Regions from separate parts of the Mus musculus genome. Here regions 2, 3 and 4 are each linked to region 1. The links are chromatin loops, found by intact Hi-C in ENCODE. Cell type or tissue: heart. All regions are shown on one strand. Each heading gives the region's core, and the rest is flanking DNA. Links, peaks and the distances in the headings are about the cores only.

Region 1 (5,525 bases), core at 905-4,904:
TGCTGACCCTCCAGCCAAGTTTAAGGTTGGGTGGCAAAGTCACAGGTGAAGGATGTGAGGCCCTCAAAGAAGATAGCCACACCCACTCAGGGAATTCCGAGGCGTGCCCACGAGAGTGAGAGACTCCACTTACCAGTGATGTAGAAAGCTTTGTAATGGTTTAGGCGGACAGTCTGCAGGGCGCCATACTCTCCAGCAGCCCCACTGTTGGGGTGGAATAGCACCTGAGAAAGAGAGCAGAGAGCACGGCCTGTGTATCAGAAAACCCCACTGGGCGCTGCGGGGGGAGGGGGGGGACCGCATCTGATGCACAAGCCTGGCGACCTGAGCTTGCTGGATTCCAGGGACGCACATAGAAAACATCTTCGATGGTGCGTGGCTATAATCTCAGAATTCCTACTGCAAGATAGGAGGCAGAGCAAGCAAGAATCTGTTAGAAGCTCAGTTAGGGCCAACTGCGTACACAGCACGGCAATGGAGATCGCACCTCGGCAAAGCGGAAGGTCAGAACGGAGTTGGCACTGACCTCTACATGCAGATGTGGGACATGCACTACATACATACACCTCCCCATACATGTACTACATACAACATACATACATACATACACCTCCCCATACATGTACTACATACATACATACATACACCTCCCCATACATGTACTACATCCATACCTACATACACATGAAAGAAAATTATGCTAGGTGTCATGGTCTACTTCATCCCTAACATCCCTTCTCCATACTCCTGGATACTCCCCGACAAGCACAGGCCTGTAGCTGATGTTGGCCTTCTCCTGGGAGCCACTGTGAAACAGTACTGAAGAAGGAGGATTGAGCTACAACTCTGTGTGTCTGCAAGACCTCACTGGCTAAGTCAATCAGACTGTGGGCCCAATGACCACTCTGGAACCTGCAGGGGAGGTTGTGTGTCAGCGCTTTTTTAATTTGACAAATTTAAAATTCCAACCCGGCCACAGAAGTGCTTTAAACAACTCTCAGGCCCTTCTCTCAGCTGAGTGTCTTGTGGCTGCCCATGTCATGCACCCAGGAGTCCTATGTGCACCTGCCCCTCAGGGGCAGAAAGCAAACTGCCAACAAAGATGGCTTCCATATATCCTGGGGCTTGCAATGAAGCCCACCTGAAGATCTCTGTAAAATCTAGCTTCTACTGCCTCCAGAGACTCTCTCTCTCTCTCTCTCTCTCTCTCTCTCTCTCTCTCTCTCCAGCAAGAATGCCTGCCATAAGAAACGTAAGATTTCTCCAGCACTAAGCACAACTTCACCTCTGAACCTTTTATTGCAGTACAGGGAATCGAACTCGGGCCCACACACAGGCTAGGCAAACACTCTTCCCCTGCGCTACAGCTCCAATACAAGCCTAGCCTGAACGCAGACACCTATGACTCAGTCCTACTGAACTGCTGAGGAAATCTTTCCTGATTCAGTCAGACATGGAAGAAGTTCCCTACAGAGTGGAAATACCTAATTCAGAGGTCCCCAGGGAAAGAGTTGGTAGGAAATAGACGGCCAGCATCCTTGGTAGGTTGGTGGGTTTGGGATGGAGGCATGAGACTACCCTGGTATGAATCATGTCCATATATATTGCTGGGAAGACATTTACATGATTCAAAGATTCCGTGGGGCTTGGGGGAAAAAATAATGAGAAACATCTGTTGGAGTGGGAAGCAGCTGCCCACCCCACCTCCCACCCCCAGCTTCAGTACCCTGAGAGGATGCCGCCCTGGCCAGGGCTTCCCAACACCTGCTGCTGCCCGTTCCATCAACCCTCCAAACACCCCCCAGCAAGCTTCCTCTAAACAAGAAAGGAAGTCATTACTGAAAACCTCACTCCTTCCATTCCAGAAAGCCATGCCTGACACTCCTTTTTTTTTTCCTTGATAAAGGCAAAGGTAGGGGGGATGGGGAGGACATGGACCATCCTGTATCCCCCACCTGTGATATGTTCAGACCCCCCAGAAAACACAGTCAAGGTTGAGCTCTTCAAACCATGGGTACCCTTTGGGTGCTCAGCAACAGAAACTCCCTAAGGAGAGCCTGCCACATTCAAAGGACAAGTGACATTAGCAGAAATTTCCAGAACCTAGGGAGGAAAACTGGGATGGCCTATGCTTAGAGTTGGGGGTGGGTTCTGAGACACTCATATAAGCCACCCTACTTTGAGCAGACTAATGACAGCTTTCTTGTTTACATCAACATAGGAAGAACACTGGTAAGCTGACACGCAATCATGGCTGAAGGCACTTCCTCTCCAGATGTCTGCTCCACAGTTCAAAGCTGGCTGACTTTATCTTCTACAAACTCGCACAGAATTCTTGGCTCCCACTCTTTCCTATGTGCTAGTCTGCCTTGCTACACTTTCGTTGTTTTGATAAGCACTGGAGCGTCGCCCTGGGTAGTATTGTTCCCAGAGGTGTTCTCCTCCACCCCATCAGGAAGGGGCCTGCACACCTTCAAAGCAGGGAAGGGGGAGGGGTGTCAATCATTCACACATCACTCTCGGTGACATTTTTCACCACTAGGGGCCTCCCTAAGAGAAGTGACGGGTATTCGTGTTTCCTTGATGCATTGGCCTCTGGAGTGCCGAATTAGCCCACAGCTGCCCCATGTTGGAGTGTTCTATGCAGATGCAGACATCATGAGGAAACTGTCCCTTTGTTGACAATATTTGAACCTGGTCATGAAGAACATGACTCTCCCACCCATGTTGTCACCACCTTCGGCTTCCATCTTGGAATCAAGAATAGAATAGAAAGTGGATCACTAGGTCCTAGAATACATACCCTTCCCCTCTCAGGCTCTTAGCCCTCTCTCTTCATGGTTCCTCTCACTGCCCCATTCATATGCCCACTGGTGTCAGATACAAGGGGTTAAAATATGCAAAGCATGCAGCTACTGTGGGCTTGGAACATCACAGACACAACCTTCCTAGAGGGAATGAGGTCATGGATATGAAAACTAGTAGCTAGTGATTTTCTTTTAAGCCTTCTCATCCCATGGCCCTGGGAGATGGATGAAGATATGTGGTTCTAAGCTGCTTCTCTCTTCATCTCTGGACTATCCTTGCAATATAGATAAGCCAGCTGTTGAGAGGCATTTACATAGTGTTTTGTGCCAACCATCAATACGGCTGTGGGTGGATACAAACTGCATTGATTAAGAGGTGGTACATGGGTGGAAAAGATGGCTCAATGGTTGAGAACAGTCAATGCCTGCTCTTACAGAGGACCTGGGTTTGGTTCCCAGCACCCATACTGAGGTTCGAAACTGTATGTAATTCCAGTCTCAGAGGATCATATGTCTTTGATGACTGTGGGCACTGTATACATATAGCACACACATACACTCAGGCATACACAATGAACATAAAAATAAACATTTTAAAGAGATACATATGTACTGTATAGAGAGATGGATGGATGTGTGCATATTTACAAAAATCATTTGTTTTGATCTCCTGGCTTCCTCTAAAACTATTATAAACCCAAGACAATTCAATCTCTTCATTTCAACAGTTTAGGCTGACCGGAAAGGACCAAACTCAAATCTGTGGCCATCAACAAGTCCTATTCTTAAATTCCAAAGCGGTCTTATCTGGAGTGTCACGTGCACACTAGAAGAAGCCGGTGTGAGGCTGGGCACCAAACCCACATGGGATTACCTTTGAAGATACCATCGGAAGCTCTCTGTAGGCAGCAAGCTGGCTGCCTCTCGCTAGGTCACAGGGTGTAAGTAAACAGGCTCCCACTTGAACTAGGTCACCAATACAATGTAGGTTTCCCGAAGGTGTCAGGACTTGTGTCTGTTTCTCCCACCCTAATTCCTGGACCTAACCCAGTGACTCTACGCAAATCGGATGCCAAAGGAAGACAAGGCTCTGTCCGGGAACGGAAGTTAGCCCGTGAAGGAGCTATCGTCCACGGGAGGCCTGACAACGTCAAGATCACTTCCTGGTGACCCCAATTACTCTATCAGTAGCCATGGCAATAAACACCCAGAAGCACCTCTCCAGAGGAGTCTTGGCTAATACTGCCAGCATCGTATGCTACTGACTTCCAGCTGAAGGCGGAAACAGTCTTCCTGTTTTGTGCTTCTCAGAATGACCAGGCCTGGACAACACAGCGTTCTACAGAGACAGGCATTCTGGGGTGAACCCAAGAACCCTTCAGAGGACTGTTGTGGTCTAGTCTGACAAGCCCTAAGAACTTCATCAATGTGTGCAAGAGTGTAGTGGTCCACTCAAGGCCCAGGTTCTGGCTTTAGTAATTACCAGCAACAGTAGCCATGAGCACATTTCTCCCGTGTGACCCCTCAAAGACTTAAACAGACCTTCTGAAGCATAGGTTTCCAATGGGGGAGCTGGTTGCTCACTGGGCCTTCCTAGGGAGTTGGGGAGTCTCTGATCTCCTCCTTCTCTCTCTGACTTCCTCTTCCTCTTAGGAAAACGCAGGGAAGTGACAGGGAAAACCCAAGAGGACTGACATTTCCTGGCTGCTAATTTGGTACTTCAGAGCACTCTGAGGAGGGGACAGCATCTGAGGTGATGCTGGAAGGATAGAGGCCCAAAGTCATTGCTGGGGGGGCTGCTGATTGAGAAACAGGCGGACAGCTATGGTGGCACGTATCTGCAATCCTAGCACTCAAAGGGCCGAGGCTATCAGGAGTTCAGGGTCAGCCTGTTGCAAGAGCATCTTTTGAAAGTAAACAAGTAAACAACAGCAAAACAACAAGATGCAAAGTATGTCCTGAGACACACACACACACACATACACCCGAGAGCTGGGAGTATGTTGGGAATATGGAGGGAGACCCTACTGACATTCATTCATTCATTCTTCATTCATTTATTCATTCACTTTTCATGCACTGGGTGCTGGCTAAGTACAGATGCTGTTAGGTACGTGAGAACTAAAACCTAAACCCAGCAAATGGGATCCTTTCCCCCCCCCCCCCCCGAGAGTTTACATTCCAGAAGAGCCTAGAACTGGACAGGAATCTTATCCAACAAAAATATGCTGGGTGCCCAAATTATGTCAGAAAACTGAACGTGGACAGAAGAATAAAATTAAGCCTTAGAGATAATACTCACATATCTCTACAGTAAACCAAAATGTTGAATGAATATAAATACAAATCTGGACTAACAGACTGAATTGTTGGATGTAGTTCGTCTCTGAAATTCATCACTGGGATTTTTGCCCAGGGTCTTCCTTCATCAGCCACTGGCATGCACCTTCTGGGGGGTGGTCATTTGTATCAAAGTAGTAGGCGTGAGTCGTGAGACACAGTCCAGACACAAGCTTCCTCCACTTACCCTGTGCCCCATCTGTGACTTGCCAAAGAGCACCTCAGAGACATCCCGTCCATCAAATTTCCGGTTTGGGGGCAAGCTGGCTCCTGCCAGAGCTATCACGGTGGGGAAGATGTCTAGCAAGCTGCAGAAAGAACAAGGTACAGTTTTTCTCAACTCTTCCAAGTCTTTCTCCAGCCCTCCTATGACCGGAA
Region 2 (5,525 bases), core at 472-4,471, 88 kb after region 1:
GCAAGCCCAAGATCAGCTGAGCTCCATCTTTAAAACGTGTCTTAAAATCGTGCCATTTCCAGCCAGGCAGAGCGTATTGTGCCTGTAGTCACAGCTACAGTGCAGGATGAGGCTGGTGGACGGGTTGAAGCTAGGCGGTGCAGACCAGTTACAGACAGACCTTGGTTAAGAAAAAGAAGCCTGCGACAGGCGGTGGTGGTGCACGCCTTTAATCCCAGCACTCGGGAGGCAGAGGCCAGCCTGGTTTCAAAGCTGTCTTGAAAAAACCAAAAGAAAAAGAAAAAAGAACCCTGCGATCCCATCACTTTGGAGGCCGAGACAGGAGGATCTTCAGTTTTAGGTTAGTCTTGGCTTGGCTAGTGAGATCGTGTTTTTTAAAAACAAACAAACCAGGATTTGGGGGGGGGGGGGTCAAATATAAGTTTGAAGCCAGCGTGGACTACACCTGTCTGGGATGGGGTAAAGGTTTAATTATTCCCACAAATTTGCCAGTTATTATTCAGTGGTAGCCTGGCTGGACTACAGTGACCAGAGTAACACACTCTGCACCAATACACCTGCCTCCTCACTTAGCCACACCAGAGCCTATTGACAGCACTGGGTGACTGCATTCCCAAATCCTGGGGGAAATGACAGAGCAAGGAAAGGTTTTTATTAAAATTTTGAACCGGTGCTCCTCCCGGTGGGTGGCGACCCTTCAGGCACACTCCCAAAGTAGGTTCTCTGCAGTTTCTAACATCAGAAAGACAATCTCTGAGCCACAATCAACCGACGTGGGTTGCCTAAGTCTGAGGGGGGAAGGGGGGGGAATGCAGAGGAACAGGGCTTTTGCTGTGAGGCAGTACCCAGTTTTTCTCCAGAGGTGTGAGATGGAGTCCAGGAAACCAACTTTGCGCCCCCTCTGGCTCTGAACAGTCCCTAATCCTCAGACACGCGCTGTCCTCAGGAATAACTCGGGCTTCTCCGGAAGCATCCATTTAGTTCATAGTGACCTTTGGGATCAGGGGGCTTGGAGGTTTGGGGGTCTCGATCCCCCCAGAAGCCTCCTGGGGGGGGGGGGGGTTAAGGCTGCCGTGCACCTGTGCTCACGCCGCCTCCCGCCTAGGCGGGTGCGCGCGCACGGAGAAGCGGAGATGCTGACTCAGCCAGGCTTCTCCCATCTCTTTCGCGCAGCGCGGATGCTGGCGGCTGGTGGCTGCTGCGGCTGCAAACAAGGCAGCACGGGGAGGGGAGGCGGGGGAACACGACAGTGCACCGGCAGCAACCCAGCCGCGGGCTCCTTAGGGCCCATTGCGGCACTTCCCCCCGCATGCCCGGAAGGGGAACTGGCGGGGCGCGCGAGTTGACGAAATTTGGGGGGGAAGTGGTCTCTAGAGGAGGAACTCGGGATCCCGCGCGTGCTCCGCTCACACCCAAACTGGAAGGAACCTGTTCAGTCCGGGACCAGGGACGCGCGGGACCAGCCCAAACGCGCGCCTCCCCTGCCCTCCCAACCCCCCCTCCCCAGCCTCCTCACTGGCTCCCCAAATCCTCAGGGCGCGGGCGGACCCGGGAGCTGCGCTCGGAGAGGGGGTGCAGGGGCGCACTCGGTCGCCCCGGGCTCGATCGCGCTCCCGCTCGCACTGCAGCTAAGTGCCGGGGTCCGATCGGGCCGGGATCACACGGGCACGCGCGGATGAGGGGATGAGGGCGTCGGGCCAAGGACCCCAGAGGCGTCGGCGGGGATGGGCGACCCGCGATGACAGCGCGGTTACCTTCCGTGACCCCCAGCCCCGGCAGCCGGCAGGCGGGGCGCGTGCCTTGCGCGGCCCCGATCCACGTGGGCCCGCGCGCGCGCACCAGGCCGGCCCCCTCCTTGCAGGCGCTCGGCGCTCCCAGCACATGGTCGGCGGCGCGCCCCCGAGGCCGGCGGAGACCGGCTGCAGCCGGTATAGGATAAGAGATAGGCAGAGAGAAGCGGGGCCGGGGCGCGGGCGGCGGCACGCACGGCCCGGGAGGAGGCGACAGGGTTGGGGGGCGGGGGGAGGGTGTGGCTCGGGTGGCCGAGGCTGGCGTGGGTTGGGGGCCAGGGTACTCCAGGCTCCCCGCCCGGAGCCAACTTGATAGAGACTCTGGCCCACGCCCTAAGGGGTTAAACCTTTTTCTCATGTTACGGAGCGGTTTATAAGAAGGCTCCGGAGGCCCAGCCTCCGCCTTATTGGGTGCCTTTTGGGGTTTATTCTCTTCCCTTCTAACTTGGTGAGTTGGTTTTATTATTTTACACGCTTAAAAGTTTGATTGTGGGGTATGGGTGTTTGTTTGTTTGTTTTTTAATATGTGTTGGGGCCTTTTTTTTTTTTTTAAGGGCGGGGAGGAGGAAAGCTTTTAACATTTTAAAGAGGTTAATCCGAAAAATATTCTGACAGTTGGGAGTGTTCGGAGCCACTGGGATGACGCGCTCGGGCAGTTGTGGGCAACTGAGAGTTGAATGTCCATGACCCTAAGTATAGATGGGTTCCAGGAAATACCTTAAAGGGTGCCCTGGCCTTTGATCGTCCCCAACCCGGGGTGAAAGGAGCCAGGCTGTGAGGCGAGTCCGGCGACCGTCTCAGACCCTCTCTGGATTTTCCTCATGAAGTTGCCGGCGCGTCAGCAGAGCGAAATGTCAGAGAGGTACCTTCCTTCCCCGGGCTCGCGCGCGCACCCAAGGCGGCCACTGAGGCAGCACGAGGGAAAAGTGGAACTTCGGGTCTCCATCCCTGTTACCCCCCTCCCCAGGGCGGTCCCGGAGAGAGACAGATTTCCCTTCGGAGCGTGGGTCCCACACCTTGCCGGGCTGCACTGTCACCCGCTTGCTGCCTGCTGGTCGGTCCCGCACAACTTCCAAGGTCCGCCGGGCTACCAGCGGCAGCAAAGTGTCGTGCAGCTGAACGGCTCCAGGCGTGGGGGGAGAATGATTTTAAAGAGGAAATAGGTTAATTTCCTTCTGGGTTGTTCTCAATCCCTGCACCGCAGCAGACAAGTGATAGAAGTTTGTTAGATGGCGTGTAAAAATGTCATCGAACAACAGGGTAGGGGGGAAGATCGTAGGAATTGAGGAACCCATTACAACTCCTTAACCTGGAAGCTGGTGGTTTGTACAGCTAGGCACTGTGCTGGCTGCTTTTGACGGGAAGGGGATTTCTACCTTAGGATTGAGATTTCAGCCTCTGGTGATCTGACTGGTTTTTTTTGTTTGTTTGTTTGTTTGTTTGTTTTGTTTTGTTTTTTTTACAAACCATTCTGATGAGTGTCTAGCTACAAGAAAGTGCCAGTTCCTATACTAAGGTCTTCCCGTGTGCCAAGCACTGTTAGGTGGCTCGGGGGTTGGGGAGAATACAGTGGTGAAACACCTTTCCTGGTAATTAAGGGACCAGCGGCACCCGGCACCGTCAAAGATAGAAACTGACAGTATGTAAATAAACAATGCAGTCAAGTGGAAAACTGGTCTTAATGAGTACCACTGGCCCTGAGTTTTCCTTCTGCGGTTTCCAGAAACAGGACTTTTCCTCAGTGGAACTCCAGAGGAAGACACTTAAATTAGGGGCTTGGGTTTCAACTCGATGGTCTTGCAAACCGGGTGAATAGCTTGTAGCCAGTGATTCATTCAAACGTGGCTGAGGCCGTTTAGCAGGTTAGAGTTGGGGAAGTTTTGTTTTTTATAGAGAGAATTCAAACGAACTTCCCACACACACATGCAGACTGGTCCAGACAACTGAGGCTAGAGACAACTTGTCAGAAGCTGTATACTCCGGTCTACATCTTGAAGGAGCTTCGAAGTGCCTCTGTTCTGCTGACACCAGCAGCCGCCAGCTCATTGCCTTCTAAGCTTGTCTTTTGAACTTCGCCCAGAACTGACCCTAGACTAACCCCAGAGACTGTATGATAATCCAGTATCTTTATGTCTTTTTGCCAAATCCTTACAACAAATTAAATCACAGTGAATGTCCCAGGTAATTATAAATCTCCAAGTCCTGTAGGACACCCATTTAAGGCCTGCTTCCTTCACCCTCTCAGGGAAACAGGCTTATTATCCTGTAGCCCAAACTGGCTTGAGACTTACTGCGTAAAGAAGCCTGCTTCAACACATAGCCCACTTCCTGTCTTGGCTTCCTGAGTGTAGCTGTCTATAGGTCTATAAGCAAAGAACTTCACTCCAGTTTGTTTTGTTTTATATTCTCTCCTTTTTCTTTTTTGACAGAGACATAAGGGTAACCAAAAGCTACTAGGAAATACACTAAACTGTCCAGCCTTTTTTTTTTCCATCAGAAGGACATTGGGGGGTCTTGGGTGAAAAGCCAGCAGGCGCTTACTCAGAATAACAGAACTATCTAATGGGGAAAAACCTAGAAATCGCCTTCACAGATGCAATTTAGCCATCAGGAGATTTCTGCTAGTCCGGAACCACTGCCCAAAGGGTTTCCAGAAGATAAACCCACACTGGGCTAATCTGTAGGTGGTAACTCAGAGTCAGTCGGGGTCAAAGGCCATCCCTTGGGATTGCCTCTTCTTAGGGGACAAGCTTTGGACTCAGAACCTAGTTAGATTCAGAATCTACGTGTTGGGAACACTGAACATCAAGAAGAGAAGCCGTGGCCGGAGACCAATCAGGTTGTTTAACCAGCTCTGCCATTTAAAGCCCCACAAGGTGTTTCCCATCAGATACAAAACCAAACGGACTGGTAGTTTTCGCAGTCTGTAATTTGTGGAGGCCTTTGAGTCGTCAAGTTGAAAGGTTGGGCCTCGGTTGCTTTGTGCACAGTGTGCACAGTGTGACGGTTCGTAGAGCCCAGTGGCCTGTTGGTTAAATGGCAGGAGGAAGAGCTAAGCAAACTGCTTATTCTGCAGCCAGACACTTCCTCGTTTTAAAAGGCATGAGCTGTGTGTTGTTTTGGGGGCACCCCCAAGTCTCTTATTTTGTTTAGTAAACTTTGAAGAGGACTAGTTTTGTTTCTGTTGCTTGTTAGTGTTTATTTCCTTTGATTGTTTTTGTATTTTGTTTTTGGTGTTTTGTTTTTTGAGGTGGAGGAGAAGGTAGACAGGACTGTAGTCCAGGCTGGACTTTAGCTTTGCTTGCTTTCTCTCTCTCTCTTTCTCTCTCTCTCTCTCTCTCTCTCTCTCTCTCTCTCTCTCTCTCTCTCTCTCTCTCTCTCTCTCTCTCTTAGACAAAGTCTAGATGTGTAACCAAAACCTAGCAATCCTCCTGCCTCGGTCCTCTGAGTTGACCACAATGCCCGGATTGTTCAGTAAACTTTGAGCAAGCGTCTGTGATACACAAAATGCTATGCAGGCACTGAGTCTGGGAAGAGTATCTGATTGCCCTGTAGGTAGCCCGCCTCATACAGTCTTTTCCACTCAGGGAGGAGGGTTGAAATAGGGTCTCATGCAGCCCAAACTGGCTCAAACTTGCTTATAGCCATGGGTGGCCTTGAATGAATTTCTGATCCTTATGCCTACAGGCATGTTGGGTAGCACGCTACCATGCCCAAGCTCTTACGCGCGATCTT
Region 3 (5,525 bases), core at 654-4,653, 110 kb after region 1:
GAAAACGAAGGGGGCATAGCTGCCTTCAACAATATTTTATCATGGGTGCAGAAATTTGAACTTCATAAAAATGACCATATGTGAAATATTTAACTGGGGGTGGGGATGGGGAATGGTATGGCATTTGTAGCCCACAATCTATTAAAATAAGATTTGGAGGGTCTGGAGAGATGGCTTGATAACACTCTTGCCGAGTACCCAAGTTCAATTCCCAGCGCCCAAGTTGGGCAGCTCACAACTGCAAGTAACTGCAGCTCTGGGAGATCTGACGCTGTCTTCTGGACTCCTTGGACACCAGCAAGCATCCACAAACACACACATACACACAAATACACGTAACTTAATACTAAGTAATCCTAGGAAGGAAGGAAGGAAGGAAGGGAGGGAGGGAGGGAGAGAGAGAGAGAGAGAAAGAAAGAGAGAGAGAGAGAAAGGAAGGGAGAGGGGGGATGGAGGGAGGGAAGGAAACAAGGAAGAAAACAAGGAAGAAAACAAGGAAGGAAGGAAGGAAGGAGGGAGGGAAGGAAGGAAGGAAGGAAGGAAGGAAGGAAGGAAGGAAGGAAACAAGCAAAATTTGGTGCCAGACTTGGTAGCATGCACTTATAATTCCAGAACCCAGGAGACAAATTCAAGAAGATCATGAGTTCAAGGACACCCTGCTCTACACAGTGAATTACAAAGTGGAGGTAGCACCAGGCAGTGAGGTCCCTGGGGAGCACTTTGGGTCCTGTCACCTACAAGAGTAAAAATGAATTCAGCTGCCTGCCCACCATAGTCTCTTATCCCTGCTCCATGTGTCTCCAACATTGCAATGGCTCTGAGCACCCCAGCCCTGAACACTAAGCTCTGACAGACAGAAAGGTGTTGCTGTTCCTGGTGGTGGCTCACGCCCGTAACGCCAGCACATGGGAGGCTGAGGCAAGACTGTCACAAGTTCCAAGTCAGTCTTCAAAAAGAAAGCATAATCAATCAAACTAAAATAAAAAATTCAGGAGTCACGATAGGGGCTAAAAAGACAGCGAAGAGTGAAGCATTTGCAGCACGGCTTGAGTTTAACCACAGAAGCCCACTGTGACCTCAGTCCTTGGGTGGGGGAGTGCGGCTCAGCTGCCCGCTGGTCGAGCTGAAAGAGCAAACCCCTGGCTCAGTGAGAGACCCTGCCTCAAAAGAATAAGGCGGGAAATAAATCAAGGTACCCGATCCTGACCTCTGACATCCACACACCCAAGCACGGGAGAGCCCACCTTTACACATGTGCACCCCCACAAATGCACAATGGATCATCAAAGTCCCTTTTCTAAACGTGTATTATTTTGGTACAAGAGAGATGGCTCAGCAAATAAAAGCACTGGCTGCTCTTCCAGAGGACCCAGGTTCGAGTCCCACCACCAACACAGCACCTCACAACAAACGGTAACTCCAGTCCCAAGGCATCCAATGTCCTCTTCCGTCCTCTGAGGGCAGCAGGCAGAGATGCAGTGCACGGGCATACATGCAGGCAAAATACCTACACGCATTAAAAGAATACATTTCCATTGTATTTTATGCATACGAGTGTTGTGCCTGAGTGTCTGTCTGTGTGTGGCTTGCGTACAGTGTCTGCAGAAGCCAGAAGACCTTGTCAGATGCCCTGGAACTGTTGTTGCAGACACTGTGAGCATCTATGTTGGTGCTCAGAATGGAACCTGGGTCCTCTGGTAGGGCAGCCAGTGCTCTTAACCACTGAGCAATCTCTCCAGACCCTCACCAAAGTAATTTTCAGATCATAGGTGTGAAAGTCAGGCAAGATCAGGCAGTTGCCAATGCATTAATTAACTGATTTTTTTTTCCATGATGACTCTCTTCAGCTCATTACTTTCTGTCCTTGTATTTAGACCATGTCCTTTCTGTACAAAGGTAGGATGTGTGCCTCTGTCTAGTTGCTAAGGTTATGTGCCCTTTTGAGACAAATGTGTGTGTTTATACTATGTTTCCAAACCCTTTAGCAATTTATCTCTTTTTTTTTTTTGAAGCAGGGTCTTATATAGCCCAGGCTAGTCTTCGACTGCCTATATAGCAGGGGATAACCTTAACCTTTTGATTCTCCAGCTGCCACATCAGTGCTGGGGTTATAGACATAGTTACTGTGCCCAGTTTTAGGGAGTGTTGGGGATTAAACCCAAGGCCTGGTGTATGCTAGGCAGGTACTCTACCAAGTGAGCCGTGGTCCCAGCACACAGAGTTATCGTTTTCACTCCCAGCAGTACATAGCTTCAGGACATTATTATATCTGGGGATCAAATGGAAAATACATCGCAAGTCTGAGTTTCAATCGGCTAAATTCAAGTCGCTTCCAGGTATATATTACACATAGATTCTGTATTCTGTCCAAAATAAACTAAAAATCAAAATCATCAGAATTCAGTTTCTCTCTTCCTCCCTCCCTCCCTCCCTCTCTCCCTCCCTCTGACTTGTCTGGGATGGCCTTGAACTCACTATCCAGCCAAGGACAGCCTTGAACTTCGGATCCTCCTGCCTCCATCTCTCAAGTGCCAGGGTTACAGACCAGTACTACCATGTCCGGCATGATTCTTACTTTTAAAAGCTCCCACATTCTGGAGTTCATTGATAAGCCATCCCGTGATTAGAAGCCACTGCTTTGAAGCTTTAAACAGTCATCAAACCCAGCTCATACGAAGGCAATTCTAACACATTACAGGCTGCGCCACTCCTCGAGATACACAGAACACAGAGGATTGGGCGGCTGTCCTCTACAGATGTGTCTCTAACACAGGTCTGCCATATCCAATAGGTGGGCCAGCCACCAAGGCACACTAGGTCCCCCTGGTGTTCATTTTTATAATGATTCTAACCACACAAGGCTAACAGTTTGAGTTTTCATGCAAAAACAAAAAACAAAACAAACAAAAACCCTATGCATTAAAAGCCAGATTCAAATGACGTCAGTGCACTTGGATCCCTTCCAGGGGAATTTAGACAGCAAGTCTGGCGCCCCAGAACGTATCGCCAACGAGTATTGAGAGCGAACACAACCCGGGCCATGCGTGTGTGTCACATATATTCACCTTTCCTGCCACTCAGGAAGACAAACAGGTTAAGGACCCTAGCAACTTTTTTCCTTAGGATCAAAGATGAAGTCCCTCCTCTCCCCTGACTGTTAGTCCTGTCTTTGTGAATGAACTCCTGCTGTGTAGTACCCACAGCACAGTGAGCTCACTCTGACCCCTCTTCTAAACTACGCCAACCTATGCTGTCTGCAAATCCCATCAGGACTACTGTCTGTCTGTCTGTCTGTCTGTCTGTTTGCTTGTGGTTTTATTTCTCTGGGAGGTGTTATTGAGACAAGGTCCACGTAGCTCAGGGTAGCCTCAAACTTGCTACGAGGCAAGGATGACCTTGAACTAATCCCCTCGCCTCTGCCTCCTAAGCCCCGGGATTACAGGCTTGTTGCCCTGACACCTGGCTCTTCTTTCTAAATATATCCAGGATCCGACTGAATTGCCATCCCTGCTTCTCTCTCTGAGCCAAGCTAAGGTCATCTCAACTGCATTATAACAATGATCTTCCAGCAACACCCTGACACCTCCTAAAATTCCCACACAGCAGCCATAGTGATCCTTTCAGAGCACACACTAACCACAACTCTTCAAGGATGAACCCTAGATAAGCCACATGGTGCTATTACTTTCTCCTCTGGTACAACTATGCCGACCACTGATCAATTCCCCCATCCCCACTCCTTGTTTCCTGGGGTGTTTAAACTGCACGTACGCCCGTGCACCACATACATGCAGTGCCCGAAGAGGCCAGAAGAGGGTATCGGACTCTCTGTTCCTGGAGTTACAGAGGGTTGGGAGCCGCCATGTGTCCACTGAGCCATCTCTCCCTTCAGTATGAATATGCTATATCCTTTTAATTTGCTTGATTCCAAATTTCAGCCCTAAGGAGGCATTCCTAACTGTCCTGTTAAAAAGGATATTTGGGACTGGGGGGCATGGCTCAGTTGGTATGAGGCTCACCTAGCATGCAGGAAGCCCAGAGTTCAATCCCCAGTGTTGCATAAAACCAGACGTGATGGTACATTCGTGTAGGGCGAAGAGTTAAGGCCATCCTTGACTACAGCAAGTTCGAGGTTTCCTGGACCACGTGAGACCCTGGCTCAACCCCCAATTTGCTTCTATTCTTTTACTCTGACTATACCATAAGAGCATTGGTTTCTTCCTCTACTTTCTCTCTCTTCCTCTAAAAAAACACTAGGGAAGACTTTTCTTTTTTTGTCTCTGCTATATCCTGAAGGGTTTGACAAGACCTAGCACATAGCCCCTGGTATTAAAACATTATTAAGAGACTAAACCATGTGAATGAGTGAGGTTTATTATCTTTCACTGATTGACAAACCCCTTTGTTATATGAGTTTTTAAAAATGGTATCTAGGGTCTGGAGAGATGGCTCAGCAGTTAAGAGCACTGCTTGCTCTTCCAGAGGTCCTGAGTTCAATCCTCAGCAACCTAATGGTGGCTCACAACCATCTATAATGGGATCCGATGCCCTCTTCTGGCCTGCAGGCATATGTGCAGATAGAGCATTCATAAGTAAATAAAGTGGTATCTATTTACAATGATAGCTTGAGAATCCGGTGCTAGCATAAAGTGCTTGGTGAGCCCCTGGAGGCTGAACACACTGTGCACAGAAACCACTGTTATTCCAAGACCGGAAGATGGGGTTCCAAGTGCCCATCGTGGGCATACTGTATGGTCTGTTGGCTGAAAGGGACAAGCCTTGATCAATGAGCAGAGCCCAAAGACAGAAGATGGAAAAAAAAAAAATGAATGCCATGTAGGTCTGCAAATGGACGGCTGTAAGATTAATATCTTACCCATGCAGATTTAGTTTTAACTCAGTCTGTTTCCTATCTGTGTGTGCACCTCCACCCACCTTGGCCCCACAGCCATGAAGCCCAAAATGGCCCAGAGCTTTCTAGATAAGAGTCCCACCTATGCTTAAATTTACAATTCTTCTGCTATAGCTTCATAAGTCCTGGAGTTTCGGGTGTATAGACGCATGCCTGGAGCCCAACAGATATTCACTAATACACGGAAACTGTACATAGTTCTGCAGCTCAGGGTGACATTTCAGTACACACATACACTGGGTAGTGAGGTCAAATTATAGTTGGCATAGCTATCATCGCATACATTTCATGTCTTTGTGTTGACAGCCTTCTGAGCCCTTTCTACTGGCTGTTTTACAATGCACATCTGGGCTGGATAGGTATGTGGCTCTGTGGTAGAAAGAGGCCTGTGCTCAGTCTCCAGAACTGCATAGGAACAAATAACATCTTGGCCTCTCTCTCTCTCTCTCTCTCTCTCTCTCTCTCTCTCTCTCTCTCTCTCTCTCTCTCTCTCATTTTTATAGTGCCGGGGATGAAACCCAAGGGTTTCACAAATGTTAGACGTGTACTCTTACCACTGAGAGATATCCACAGCACATAATTCACTTCATGTGTGTGATGGTTCATTAATATA
Region 4 (5,525 bases), core at 649-4,648, 60 kb after region 1:
ACAGACTAGACTCTAAGGCACCTAAGCTAGTAAAGGTAGCATAGCTCTAGAATCCATCTTCTTGGAAGAAACTGAGTTTCAGTGTAACTACCCTTCCTTGTGCAACAGGAATTGTGTCACACCAGACAACTTTTTTTCCAAATTACTCTGGGAATTTGCAGCTTGTTGTTAGACTCCCTGAAGTCTGACTCACTCTGCACCAGGTTTTCATTCTTATCTCTGAGCAGTTAGATACCCGTAGGGATCTCCTCACATATGAGCAAGTGACATTCCAGGAACAACTGTGACTTAGCTGCTGGTGAGCCTGCACCAGGACTTGTGTTTCTGCCACAAGCTGGGCACAGAGAAGCCATGCTGCCCTCATCTCAAACCCCCAAGTCCACCTACTTCAGTCAACCAACTAGAAACTGAGGCCTGAGCTTCAAGTATACAGATCCTTTGCTTGGAGATGGTCTCTCTGTGTAGCTCTGGCTGGCCTAGAACTCACAATGTAGATGAGACTGCCCTCAGACTCAGAGAGATGCCTGCCTCTGCCTCTCAAGTGCTGGGATTAAAGGTGTGGACTACACCACCCACCACTCCTGACCTATTGCATCACTTTAAAAACTCGTGTTGGTGCTGGAGGGGGGTGGGGTGGTCAGAGGACAATTTGTGGAGTTGGTTACCATTTTCTTCTCCTCCTCCTCCTCTTCCTCCCCCCTCCTCCCTCTCCTTCCTTCCTTCTCCCTCCTTCCTCTTCCTTCCCCCTTCTTCTTCCTCCTTCCCCTTCCTCTCTCCTCCTTCCCCTCCTCTCTCTTTCTTTTTCCCTTCTCCTCCATTCTCCTTCCCCCTCCTTCCTCCTCCTTCTTCCTCTTCCTCCTCCTCCTTGACTCACGATGTAGACCAGGCTGGCCTTGAACTCAGAGATGCCCCTGCCTCTGCCTCTGCCTCTGCCTCTGTCACCCAAGCACTGGGAATAAAGGTGTGTGCCACCGAGTGCACACTTTTTATTTTTCTTTCCACTTTTTCGTGAGTTCCAGAGATTAAACTTCAGTAATCAACTTTCTCAGTAAGTGCCTTTAAGCTCTCTCTCTCTCCAGCCTTGTACGTGACTTCTTGACTCTTCCTCTCAGTGCTGACATCGAGAATCCACAGGGCAGCACTCCTGAACTCCACGCTCTGCTCCATTTCAGCATGCTGACCAGACATCCTACCTCTGGTCCCCACCTCTTCAGTGTCTAACTTCTGCTCATTCATCAGAGCCCACTGCGCTCTGCCTCAACCTACCGTTTCAGAATCCTGAGCCCTTGCTGACTGACACAAGTTAGTTATGTCCCTCAGCAAAGACAGACTGGGGGCTGGGGGGACAGCTCAGTCAGTGCCGATCCTGCCATGAAAGTATGAGGCCTGAGTCTGGTCCCCAGAACCCACATAAAAAGCCATCCCAGCCCTGCAGGGGAAAAAACAGGAGGACCTCTGGGTATGGCCAGCCAGTCCAGCCAAGTTTAGTCAAAGAGAACCCCAGCTCCTCATGAAAGACCCTGGCACAAAATAAATAAATACGTAAATTGGGACATTCTGGTTAGGGGAAGACTAGCCAATAATAAATAGTAAAATAAATGTCATCTTTTAAGTAAGAAATTAATTAACTAATTAATTAATTTGGGGCCAGCAAGAGGGCTGAGCAGCTAAAGCCTGCCACACTTAGCAACCTGACTATGAGCTGAGATGTACACGACATAAATAACTCACACAGATTGTCCTCTGACACAGGCATGAGAGCGTTTTTATTTTTATTTTATTTTATTCTATTTCTTTGTTTGTTGTTGTTGTTTTGTTTTGTTTTGTTTTTGAGACAGGGTTTCTCTGTATAGCTCTGGCTGTCCTGGAACTCACTCTGTAGACCAGGCTGGCCTCAAACTCAGAAATCCACCTGCCTCTGCCTCCCAAGTGCTGGGATTAAAGGCGTGTGCCACCACTTCCCGGGTATTTGTTTTTTGTTTTTTGTTTTTTGTTTTTTTTTTTTTTTTTTTTTTGAGACAGGGTTTCTCTGTATAGCCCTTGCTGTCCCAGAACTCACTCTGTAGACCAGGCACCTCAAACATCACAGAGATCCTCCTGCCTCTGCCTTCTGCATGCTGGGATTAAAGGCACACACCTACACCCACAACCCCTATCACAGCTGGCTTAATAAATAATTTTTTCAATCAATAAAATAAAATGGACAGCTCCTGAATACTCACACCTGAGGTTGAACTCTGTCCGTTTGCAGACGCACGTATGCAGCCCTATCCACACCACTGTAAAAAGATCTCCTGAAGTTCAAACCCCAGCATCCCCAAATGGACCTCTGTGTGTGTCTCTAGTTTCTGCAGAATCATCCTGGAGTAGAGTGGGTCCTTGCCTAGTTTAACTGATGTCCGTGTTCAAAGAGAGGCAAGAGAGAAGACAGTGTGCAAAGAGCCAGACACGTACAGAGGGAGGATGTCACATGAAAAGGGAGACAGATTCCTGTGAGGTCACCATCAGTCCAGGTGGCCTGAAGCCAGCAGAAGCCGGAAGAAACTGAGGAATCCTGCCAACACTTTTGAAGGAGCATGCTCAAAACACCTTGATCATCCAGCCTGCAGGATGGCCAATTTCTAGGGTTTCCGGCTACTCAAAAGCATTAAAGGGACAAGCAGCTACCAGGGTGAGTGGCACAGGCCTGCGGTCTACACTGCTTGGAAGACTATGGAGAATGGAAGTTCAAGACCCAACAATGCAACAATGAGACCTTGTCTTCAGCTGGGGGTGAGGGGGCTGTCCTGGAAACTTGCTCTGTAGACCACCTGTCCTCAGACTCAAGAGATATGCCTGTCTCTGCCTCCCAAGTGCTGAGACTAAAGGCATGCCACCCAGTGAGACCTTGTCTTAAAAAGACAAAATGGGCTGGGGACAGAGCTCAGGGGCAGAGCACTTGCCTGATGTGCACGAAGCCCTGAGTCTGACATCCAGCACCACACAAAGCATGCAGACTGGGTGTGATGGAGCATGCCTGCCGCATGTGGGGTGAAGGCAGGAGGAGGGTGAGAGATTTAAGGACATCCTTGGCTACAGCACAGTGAGTTCAAGGCAAGCCTGGACCACAGGAGAATGCTCATTTCAGCAGCACACATACTAAAGTCAAGCAATACAGGGAAGATTAGCATGGCCTCCTGCTGCTGCAAGGATGACATGCAAATTTGTGAAGCATGCTAAACAGTTTTCACAATAACCCAGTTGTAGATTTGACCTAGGTATCCAACAAGACTGGCACAGACAAGGATGACACAACACACACACACACACACACACACACACATATATATGTATACACACACATATATATATATATATATACACACACATATATACACACACACATATATATATACACATATATATATACACACACACATATATATGTATACACACACATATATATATACACACACACATATATACATACATATATACACACATACATTCACAATGTAACTTTTTTCTTCAGTCAGAAAGAAGAATAAAGTGTTGTTTGCAGGAAAACGGACACACCTAGAAATAACCACACTAAGCAAATTCAGCCAATCACAGAAAGACAAGCATTATGTTTGTTTGTTTTCTCGGTTATTATATCAGATATTAAAGAAAGAAAGAGTTAGTTTAAGGGGACAAACAGGCCCAGGGAAGCAAAACGGGGCTACGAGGGGAAATATGTTCAGCATACAATACATACACTATGAAAACTTGAAAAGCTGAAGTATACATCTTAACAGGAAGGAAGATTGGAAGAATAACTCAGCTCGTCCCTTGCCTTGCCCTTTCAGAGTCCCAGGTACCCACACAAACCTATCGTTCTCACAGTCTTTGCTTCAACCCCCGAAGGCTAGCCTTGAACCCTGGAGGGCTAGCCTTGGCTTTGACTCTAGGAGCCTGTGACTCTAGGAGCTGGAGTGTGCACTCCTTTGTCAACATCTGTACCAAGGCCCTAAGAATCTCCTACCCTCCATGTGACTCCTGGATCTGCTGGTGTCTACCCCCCGCCACACACACACATGCACACACACACACAGAGGCACACACTCGTAGACACACTGTGGCCTCAGGACCTTCCCTGAACCAATCGAGCAGCATGACCTCCGCTGACCTTGTTGAGCCCAGGACCCAAACAGGATTATTCAGAATCCAACCCAGAGGCCAAATGTGGTGGTTAACACTGTTGGGGCACTGAAGCAAGAGGAATGCTGTAAATTCAAGGCCAGCCTGGGCTACATGGTAAGTTCCAGGTGAGCTTAGACTAGAGAATGATACCTTGTTATAGAATACAACACAACAAAGCTAATTCTGGCACTTTCTGAATCAGAACGGGAAATAACTCCTTTCTCCCGTGCTTCTCAACACAGAAGGATGTAGCCTCGGGAGAGGAAAAGCCACATTTCCTGTCTCATGGAGGCACTTGAGAGAGAATGGGCAAGCTGAAACAGCCCCTCTCCCCAGGCGAAGTCCTTGAGCCGAGCCTGTATTTTTTGTTCGTGCGCTGGCTGAGCTGGGTTGGGCCACAGTACAGCTATGGAGACTTGAACTGTAGTGTCAGTAATGGAGGACGGGAACCTGGTGGCTCACTGAGAAGGTGGACAGCTCTGCTGCAGTGCGGGAGAACAGAAAACACACACACGGCACTCTTCCAGTGTGTGCACCAGGAAGCACTCCTCCAAAGAAGTCATGTGCGTTTTCAGGCTCCATCACAGAGAGAAATGATTGCCTAAGCCACACCCTGTATGTGTTTATTATATCAGCCAGAGGTAATAAAGTGGGCCGGGGAAGGAAATATCTTGATTAATTGTTATTCCAGCTTGCTCATCCGTAACTTCTGTCCCGAGCGAGACGTCTCTGTGGACATATTAATGTCACCTTCTTGTAGAGCACCAGAGCACACATGTATCCCCAGCAAGATGTAGCTTTGAGCTCCTTTACAGACTGTGGGTTCTAGACAGAAGGGATATCTGATGGCAACTCTGGCCCCAGAGGCACCACCTTGGTGCAGTGAGGCTCCTCCAACAACATCTGGCACATGAAAAAAAAATCTTCAGAAGAGAAAACACAAACGCCTAGGAAAGCCTGGCCAGTACCCATCTCTCCACTTCCCTAAAACGCACAGCTTTAAGACACGGCCCGTGTGCTACCTTCCCACCCCATCCCTCCAAGGCCACCATGCCCATTTGCTGGGGACTAATGAATAAGCATTAACCCAGCCTTGTTATTTGGGACGCTTTCTTTTGCTGTGGTTGTTCTTCTCCAAGTCTATCTGGGCAGGCTCAGGCCAGTTCGCCAACAGGGGTTCTCATTAAAGTCTGCGGATACATTGTAAAGCAAAGCTGGAAATGGGAGGCCAGACATTACAGCAGGCTGCTAGCAAGAAAATCAGTACAAATTAAGACACAGCTAGGAAGTAGCCAAGCAACTTGCCCTTGCATAAATTATGTGTATTAGAATTAGAGAAAGAGCGCTGGAAAGTGCCACAGAGA

What was found. A loop is a pair of places that touch in the nucleus more often than their neighbours do. Peaks named below come from ENCODE experiments on the same cell type or tissue, not always from the same donor. Only the 100,000 strongest peaks of a DNase experiment are listed, where the experiment ranks them.
Region 2: a loop joins it to region 1, with 2.0 times the contacts of the local background. A loop is called at or near these places in 3 of 42 quality-filtered maps.
Region 3: a loop joins it to region 1, with 2.9 times the contacts of the local background. A loop is called at or near these places in 7 of 42 quality-filtered maps.
Region 4: it touches region 1 in a loop (2.2-fold over the local background); 5 of 42 quality-filtered maps call a loop at or near these places.

Annotation. Positions count from the first base shown.
Region 1 is chr11:109,557,881-109,563,405 of GRCm38, reverse strand. It overlaps Arsg (arylsulfatase G), which reads right to left. Exons shown (of 14, transcript NM_028710.3): 12 at 5,335-5,455; 13 at 134-224. Among named protein-coding and RNA genes, the nearest start is that of Gm39442, 18 kb to the left of the region's middle. In heart, for the core only: a CTCF peak has its summit at 2,541; DNase peaks (open chromatin) are centred at 2,465 and 3,945; H3K27ac peaks cover 1,823 bases.
Region 2 is chr11:109,469,651-109,475,175 of GRCm38, reverse strand. Slc16a6 (solute carrier family 16 (monocarboxylic acid transporters), member 6) reads left to right here and starts at 1,578. Exons shown (of 6, transcript NM_001029842.2): 1 at 1,578-1,928. The coding sequence starts at 1,684. It overlaps Arsg (arylsulfatase G), which reads right to left and starts at 1,802. Exons shown (of 14, transcript NM_028710.3): 1 at 1,755-1,802. In heart, for the core only: a CTCF peak has its summit at 2,902; DNase peaks (open chromatin) are centred at 1,275, 1,895 and 2,700; H3K4me3 peaks cover 3,921 bases; H3K27ac peaks cover 2,904 bases.
Region 3 is chr11:109,443,084-109,448,608 of GRCm38, reverse strand. The region is part of intron 1 of Gm45916 (predicted gene, 45916); the gene reads right to left. Among named protein-coding and RNA genes, the nearest start is that of Gm45916, 5.8 kb to the right of the region's middle. In heart, for the core only: CTCF peaks have their summits at 2,840 (motif pointing left), 3,816 (motif pointing right) and 4,562 (motif pointing left); no DNase peak of the experiment used is centred there; H3K27ac peaks cover 918 bases.
Region 4 is chr11:109,497,414-109,502,938 of GRCm38, reverse strand. All of the region lies in intron 4 of Arsg (arylsulfatase G), which reads right to left. It overlaps Gm22378 (a small nuclear RNA gene), which reads left to right and starts at 3,115; the gene lies at 3,115-3,225. In heart, for the core only: no CTCF peak of the experiment used is centred there; a DNase peak (open chromatin) is centred at 2,518; H3K27ac peaks cover 638 bases.